Linked DNA regions of Homo sapiens: region 2 is linked to region 1. A link is an interaction called in ENCODE POLR2A ChIA-PET data of the cell type or tissue named here. Cell type or tissue: PC-3. All regions are shown on one strand.

Evidence for each region. ChIA-PET counts read pairs that join two places held together with the same protein. Peaks named below come from ENCODE experiments on the same cell type or tissue, not always from the same donor. Only the 100,000 strongest peaks of a DNase experiment are listed, where the experiment ranks them.
Region 2: POLR2A ChIA-PET joins it to region 1 with 5 read pairs; 3 of 35 experiments call an interaction of 5 or more read pairs at or near these places.

What each region holds. Positions count from the first base shown.
Region 1 is chr6:142,411,475-142,415,474 of GRCh38, reverse strand. ADGRG6 (adhesion G protein-coupled receptor G6) reads right to left here. Exons shown (of 25, transcript NM_198569.3): 19 at 379-506. Among named protein-coding and RNA genes, the nearest start is that of ADGRG6, 110 kb to the right of the region's middle. RefSeq lists enhancers at 1,669-1,963, 1,689-1,983. In PC-3, no CTCF peak of the experiment used is centred here; a DNase peak (open chromatin) is centred at 1,824; H3K27ac peaks cover 2,915 bases.
Region 2 is chr6:142,154,757-142,158,756 of GRCh38, reverse strand. The region is part of intron 1 of VTA1 (vesicle trafficking 1); the gene reads right to left. Among named protein-coding and RNA genes, the nearest start is that of VTA1, 9.5 kb to the right of the region's middle. RefSeq lists an enhancer at 2,491-3,118. In PC-3, a CTCF peak has its summit at 2,111 (motif pointing left); no DNase peak of the experiment used is centred here.

The sequences.
Region 1 (4,000 bases):
CCTAAATTATTTGAACCTTTTTGATTTTTAATGAGTTAAAAGGATCTTAAAAAAATTGTTTCAGGACTAATTTTATAAGATTATAAAACAAACATTTTCATGTTTTACAATACAGAAAGCACCTTATATAATTTTTACTTACTTAAATGTTAATCATTTCTAACAGATTTGAATGCATTTTATAAATAGAAATACAGCAATTATAAATTAAAATTCTATAGCTGGAAAATTCATGTTACATAATATATTTTATCAGAAACATGAACATTAACGTTCAACCACCCTACAGTGTATAAATGTTTTTCAAAGCCGAGGCAATTTTCTTATTCACATTTGGAACAGTTAGCAATGGGTTTGGCAGATTAAAAATATACTTACTCAAAAGCAACATATGTCAGGAGAGTTGCTGCTGAAAAAATAGCAGATATTCCACACCCAATATAGCTGATGAAAGTGAGGACTTTAGTGTTTCTTGCATCTAACTGTGAGGCACTTCTTGGAAGGTCCTACATAAAACATGGCGAGCAGCTGTAAGAAACTCTCTTCTCATGAGAATGGTTCTCTGTTTCACTAGAAAGTTCACTGTTAACATTAGAGCAGCTTACTCTCAGGGGCTAAAACCAACAGTGTAAATCAATATTAAAATTTCCATTTATTATATTATTTTCGATCAATAAATAAAAGAAAAAAATGCAGCATTACTTCTGGAAGTCGTTACACATTGTTTTTCATCATTACCTTCTTTCCCAAGCTTTCTGCAAACCGGTATAACCTGAAGATCAAAACCACCAGGACTCTCAACAGAAATTGGAGAGGAGACGGTTGCCTTGCATAATAAACCATCAGGCCCATTCCTAACAGTTGCAGGGCTTGGGGCACCAGTTCAAATGGAGACCACAGTAGTCTATATGGCCAAACCCTCAAGCCTTTAGGTTCCTTGCCAGGTAGCAAGGAGCTCAGCCAGAGGCTGGTGCTGGTGCTGTGACTGCCAGGCTCTAAGGGTGGTGCGGAGGCTCCTAACCCTGGTTATTTCAATGCTTGGTATGTATGAGGTGGGACTGTCTTTATTTTCATAACTGAGATGCCATTAAGACTTTTGGGGGTCATAGACTTTTTTATTCCTATAGTACTGAAAGGATACAATTTAAATTATTTGGGGCTGTTGTGGAGTGGAAAGAAGTAAATACTTTCCAGTGTATTAATATAAAGTATTAATTTCAATGTGCTAAGGGAGACTTACAGGTCTGGACTTGGTAGAAAAATCTTTCTTTTCTGCCTTAAATGGGGGATTGGGATAGGAATAAATCTTGAGGTAAGACCACTCACTCAATCCTGGTTGGAGGAGAAAAGTACCTCCTTTATGTAGATGTTAAAAAATGGAGTGTTCTTACAGAAGGGATGTATTGAATATCTAGCGTAAACTTTTAGGTTTTAAATTATGGAGAAAATGTTTATGATTTTTCCTTCTATATGTAAATTGCCTTTAACTGTCATCAAAATGCCAATAAAATCTGCTACTCACACACAGGCCTTAAGTTGTGTGTGTGTGTGTGTGTGTGTGTGTGTGTGTGTGTGATAAAGAAATGTGGGTTAGTTTCAGGTTTCACTGATGCAGTAAAGAACAGGTACAGTATCTCTGCAACATCAAGCCATGCACGAAGTGATGGAATTCAGCAGAAGCAGAGGCTCAGAGTCTGAGGGGGCTCCCCCTATCTTCTTATCCCAGGAATCCCTTAAAACACTGGGAGAACACGGGGCACCCAGGGTACATGGGATGGGGTTTGAGTTGGTGCCACTTGATTCACAGATAGGCTAACTCAACCAATGATTCATCAGCCCAGAGAGATGAATCATGGTTTTGAGAGATTGCCAAGTGATGTGTCACAAATTCTTGAAAAACCTATGACTTGCAAATCACAATTAAATCCAGAATTTCAAATAGAAATTAAATAAGGCTGCTTACAGATTTGTTTACAGATTTATACACAATTTCATGTTGTTTTGTTCTTTTAGAGAATGAAAATATGAAAACTTTTATGATATAGCCAATATGAAAATGTACTAATCTTCATGAAAGCCAGTTTTAGTACAAAGAAATGTAGCAGAAGACATTAAATTCTTGAAATATTTGTAGACCAGAAGATATAATTATAGGTATGAGGTGCATTGTTTTAGCATCTCATATGGTGAACTGGTGAATGTGTCATGGGACAATGCAGACTCTGGGAATATCTTATACAAGTGAATAAAGAGTTTCTAAGTCAAGAAAAACTCTTAACAAAGTCTTGGTGGTCTGGAAAAACTGAAAAGATAAGAGAACATCACCAAAAAGGATATGTTCTGAAAAGATTTTCTACCAGCAATTTTTAATATTACAAAAACAGACAAGGTAGAAAATGGAAAGAGAACATGAATGATGCTTATCTTCACATATATATATATATAATTAACCATTCAATCAGATAGCAGCAGAAAAAATAATGCGTAATTACAAACTCATAATAAAATTTAGACAATATATGAAGGAACTGGCCATATGAAGTCGTGGGCAGGCAAACTCTGGCTTCATATAAATCATCTCTGAAGAGTAAATTTTGTTACTGTTATCTATTTATTTAATACCAGACTTACAACATGCACATAGTTGAAATATTTAAATGAATTAAGCTAAAGCTTACATACCTGAATGAGTAATCACAAAAAATAAGTGTTCTTTGAAAGAATGCCTGCTATCACTTTTGCAAAAAAGAGAACATGGAAGGAAACTGAATTTTCTTTTATAATTACTTAAGGAAAACATGCAATAGTTAATTGTTCATTTTCATGCTTTGACAGCAAAAGGAAAATATTTGTATTTTAGATAGTTAAAAAGGTGTCTTCTATGATTTATCACCTTTTTAAATGACTTGCTCTTATTCTGCAGAGCATTTATGTACTTGATTGTCAGGAAAATTACAACTTGCAGGGTTGCCATATGACAATGGCCATTTACATAGGCTGAGTAGATTTGTGAGCCAAATACTACATCCCACAGATCCTCAAGGCTTCCTCCCAGTCCCCACAGGAAGAAGGGTGCAAGATTTAAAGGCGGGAATAAACAAAACCTGACGTCTGTGATTCTAATTTGAAAAGCTTTATTGCCTCAGCTCACATCACTCCTATCTCCTATTAAAAAACAAATGTGGTTTGGTCCCTTTATGAAAACCAAACAGAAACAAAGGCTATGCTACAACCCAGAGCATACCCTGGAGACCAGAAAAGTGTTTGCAAAATCACAGGTAAACTGGATAAAAGGGAAAGGTATAAATCTATGGATGAGTTCAAAGAAGTCGCTGGATGCGTGGTGCGTCTTAAAATTTGGTGGGATAAGAAAAACACATTGACGCAATCTAATTTTGTTTAAAACTGTTTGGCAAGCTGGCTAATAAGATAAAACAGGGGCATGGAAGAAGGAAGGAAAGAATGATATAGAGGCCTAAGAGTGACAGAAACATCATAACCATTATCTCTCTTGCAGCTCTGAAGTCTCCATTCTAACCCTAGTCACTAGTCTGTCCTAACAAACTGCAATCTCTAGGAGGGAGATCACTCGGTGCAGTACCAGGTACAAAGCAACGTTCAAATATATTGAATGAGTGACAACATAAGAAAAATTTTTTTGATTACACTATTCACAATTCCCTTCCATGTTAGTAACACCCAACATTTTCTTCTTTAACTTTCTCTCCCTCCTCCCACTTGTCTCCCCGTCCATCTCTTTGACTCTGTTTCTCTCTTAATTAAAAAGTTTCATGAGGATTTTCTTGTTTCTGGGATTATTTATCATCACTGTTAATGCTACAGGAAAAAAAGGGAGAAAGTTCTTTTCTATAATTACTTTCACATATTTTTAATATGTGATCTTTGCTAATTAGATTCTTTATTAAGAATTAAGATTCACGGTACAGATGAAAACTATCAGGAAATAATTCCCAAAATACATAATCTAAAAATACATACA
Region 2 (4,000 bases), 260 kb after region 1:
GTATGACAGAATTCTAAAAGAACTTCGATTATCAAAAAGGCAGAAAAAGGAGAAAGAAGAAACAAACAACAAATGAGACATAGAAAACCAATAGCAAGACTTAAACCCAAACATACTCATTACATTAATTATAAATGTTTTAAACATTGCAATTAAAAGGTAGAGGTTGTTATAATGGATAAAAACATAAGATCCAGCAATATACTATTGATAAGATCCCACTGAACTGGAATAATAATAACTTGATAATAACTAATATCAAACGAGTAATCGCCATGGATCATGTATTCATTTAGTCACATAAAAATAGAAAAATTGATTAATCCACCAAAAAATTTTGTGAAGTTGATCTTATTATTATCCTGAGTATGTTAATAAAAAACCTGAAACTCATAAGGTCATGCAGGCCATAAACGATAGGTTAGGATTTGACTCAGGCAGTGTGGCTCCAGAGTCTTACCCTGCATCCAGCAAGATGTCTCTCTTCATATACACATATAAAATTATATATAACCACAAATGTTATATACATTGCAACATGTAATTTGTTTGCACCCTTCATTTTTACATTATGCTGTGGGCTATGGCAGCTTTTGTAATAAATGTAACTCCATATATCTTTAACAGTTACATAATATAAACTTTCCATACTGATAGGTATTTAGATTTTCAATTATACTGCCTCTCGGGGGAGCTACAAAAGTGTGGAGGCTTTTTTTTTTTTAACTTCTATTTTAAAATGCAATGTCTGGGGGTACTATTACCATTTAAAACAGCAATATCCTGAAAGGTACTGGGCAGCCCTGACAACAAAGAATTGCTCCTCCAAGACTTGTTAAGGGTCACCAAGTAGAAACAATAATAAATTGAGGTTAAAAAAAAAAAACCCAAAATAGTAAAAACATAAAAATCTGACAAGCCACAGAAAAATAAATATAAAAAAACATAAAAAATGTAAATGTAACAGCCCAATGAAGAATTTCAGTGAAAGTAGGAACTTATATCAAGCATAGTTATTGAAATCTACTATATATATACCTTGACTGTTCAAGAGTATATAAGCTTCCACTTTGAACAACCAAATATAATTGTCATAGAAGACAAACCTTATCAAAGATGCTTAAACCTGTATGAATGCCAAAAAAGAAATGAAAGTTAAGAATCTGTTATCTGACTCCACAGCCCCTTCAACTTTACGGTTTTTTCTAAAGAGATGTAAAATGAGTTGACATTACTCAAAAAGGAAAGAAATAATTTTTACAAAATAAAACTCATGTTTGCATATATGTTCACAAAAACAAACTTAAGAGGAATGGAAGGCTAATGGATAAATCAGTAGTCCAACATTCTGTGTGTTTATTGTCAATGCTACAGTAAAGTACCCTGAGAAAGCTTATTAATAAAAAAAAGTAAGTAATCAAGCAATAAGACTATAGACTCTAGTCTATCATTCAGGAACCAGCAAAGACTGAAAGGAACTGCTTCTCTTTATTGGTTTAGTTAAACTTGTCTGAATGAATTTAAAATCCAATTTCTATGTGATTAACCCAACAAAAAATAGTAAGAGGCAAGTTATTATTATTATCATTTTTTTGAGACGGAGTCTCGCTCTGTCACCAGGCTGGAGTGCAGTGGCGCAATCTCGGCTCACTGCCACCTCTGCCTCCTGGGTTCAAGCGATTCTTCTGCCTCAGCCTCCTGAGTAGCTGGGACTACAGGTAAACGCTACCACGCCCGGCTAATTTTTGTATTTTTAGTAGACAGGGTTTCACCATATTGGCCAGGCTGGTCTTGAACTTCTGACCTCGTGATCTGCCCACCTGGGCCTCCCAAAGTGCTAGGAGTACAGGCATAAGCAAGTGATTGTTAATGCTAATATCCATGTAGTTTACCATCTATCAATAAAGAAATCCATTGTTATTTAGCATTTACACTAAATTAACATTTTCTACTGGTATGTCCTGTAACATCTCAGAACTGAAATAACTTTATATATACTTACAGCTTCCTGAACAACTATACTGTATTTAATTTTCTGATGATGATATCAACAAATGAAGACTCTTGAGACTGTGTGTATACTTTAACTGGAAGTTTATTAACTTTACAATGTCACCCCCTAGAGGAAGCTTTAAAAATTGAAACTTGAAATTTTATACATTTACTCACGGCAAACTGAAAAAGGAAGGGGAAAGTTCTGAGTTTAGCTTTATCTACAGCACCAAACCTGGCAGAATCAAAATATTTATCTAACAGTGCCCACTTTTAGTAAAGATTCAAATATTTTCCGGCTTCATTAAAGAAAAATAAAGAGATGGAGCTCAGAGACATACTATTAACAGAAAGCATCTCCTTCATTTTCCACTCTCCACTTAGGGGAATCTCCGAGATTTTTTCACTGGCTTTTTTGCCTTTTTCTTTTGCCATGGATTGTACTAGTCCCTTTCCCCTCAGTTACTCTGTGGCTCACTCAATAACTGGTTCTCTAATTACTAGCTACTACCAACAATTTTTCATTCAACCGTTTTTTTTAATCTGACTTTGTTTATTCGAGTCTTGGTTCTATCACTTAGTAACAGAAGGACCAGAAAGACTGTGAGGCAGACATCCTGAAAGAAAGCACTGTTAAAATGCCAATCAGCTACAGGAATGCTAGTTGTCTGCCTTATTAGGTGACAACTGTATGGCCATACTTCCCTCTAGGGACCACAACTGCCTTAAAATTCAGGTCAATTTGGCTAACACTTTTTGAGCACCTGTTCTTTATTATGTAAATATCTCTAGTGGCCTAGCACTACCAGGCAGAGTAAATGAATAAAAACTGGTAGCACAGTGTAAGCCTTCCTCAGTTTACAGTCTAGAAGAAAGACAAGCAAATGAAAAAGCAATTACGGTAAAGCTACACCAAGGCATAAAGAACAAAAAGAAACACCTTAAAACTAGGAGACTTAAGAAAAGGCCTCCCAGAGAAAGTGACTTTCAAGCTAGTACCCAAAGGATAAAAATCTAGTGAGTGTGGTGGGGAAGAGAAGAGGTGTCAAGGCAGATAAAGTAGAATGTTAAAAGGCTTGGAGACAACCAAGTGCCTAATGTTCTAGTAACAAAATGAAATTAATTTGATTAAAACTACAAAAGGTGATTCAGAACTCAAATCATGAGGGGTCACTGAAGACAAAGATTTCTTCAGATAGACATATGGAACTGCATGTATAATAATTCCGTATTCCACACTTTCATATAAACCTTCCCTCACGTTATAAAAGATGCTTTGTAATGTTTAAACAATTACATTACTTTCTATGCAGTGGATATAACATAATTTACTTAACCATTTCCATAATGATATATATTTTAGGTTATTTTGAGCTTATCATAAATGTATAAATAATCATTCAGGAAATTCTGCATAAAGGTCTTACTAAATGTATAGTTATTTCCTGAACACGTTTCCCCAAACTGGAATTACTGAATTAGATACTCTACATTTTGCCAAAATGCTTTCCAAACTTTGTACCAATCACACAGCCATGTCAGCAAGGATCTGAACGCGTACTCATTTGTACTGAGTCATATTTTTACAGTCAAAAATTGTTATTCCACTTTAATTTACATTTATTACTAACTAGGATGAATGCTTAACTCTAGCTAATAAATTTCAAAATACAGTAGAAATGAAAGATATTCTAGAAAACTACTATATCAAGAATGGCTCAAGAGGAAAATATTTTTCTAATGGAAGAAATTGAGAAATATAAAAAAGCACAAAGTTCTGCTGTATCAATGATTTTTTTAAATCTAAAGAAAGCGGTAAATCTGCTTGCGTTTTTAATCCAACTCACATTTGAGGAAAAGGAGTAATTTTCTCAACAATATCTAAGAAACCAGAGTAACGCTGTTACTAAAAATCTCAAAATGATAACGTAACTATAATATATTAAGAACTCTCAAACTCAAAAATAATGAGCAAAAACATGAAGACATTTTACTGAAGATGATACCC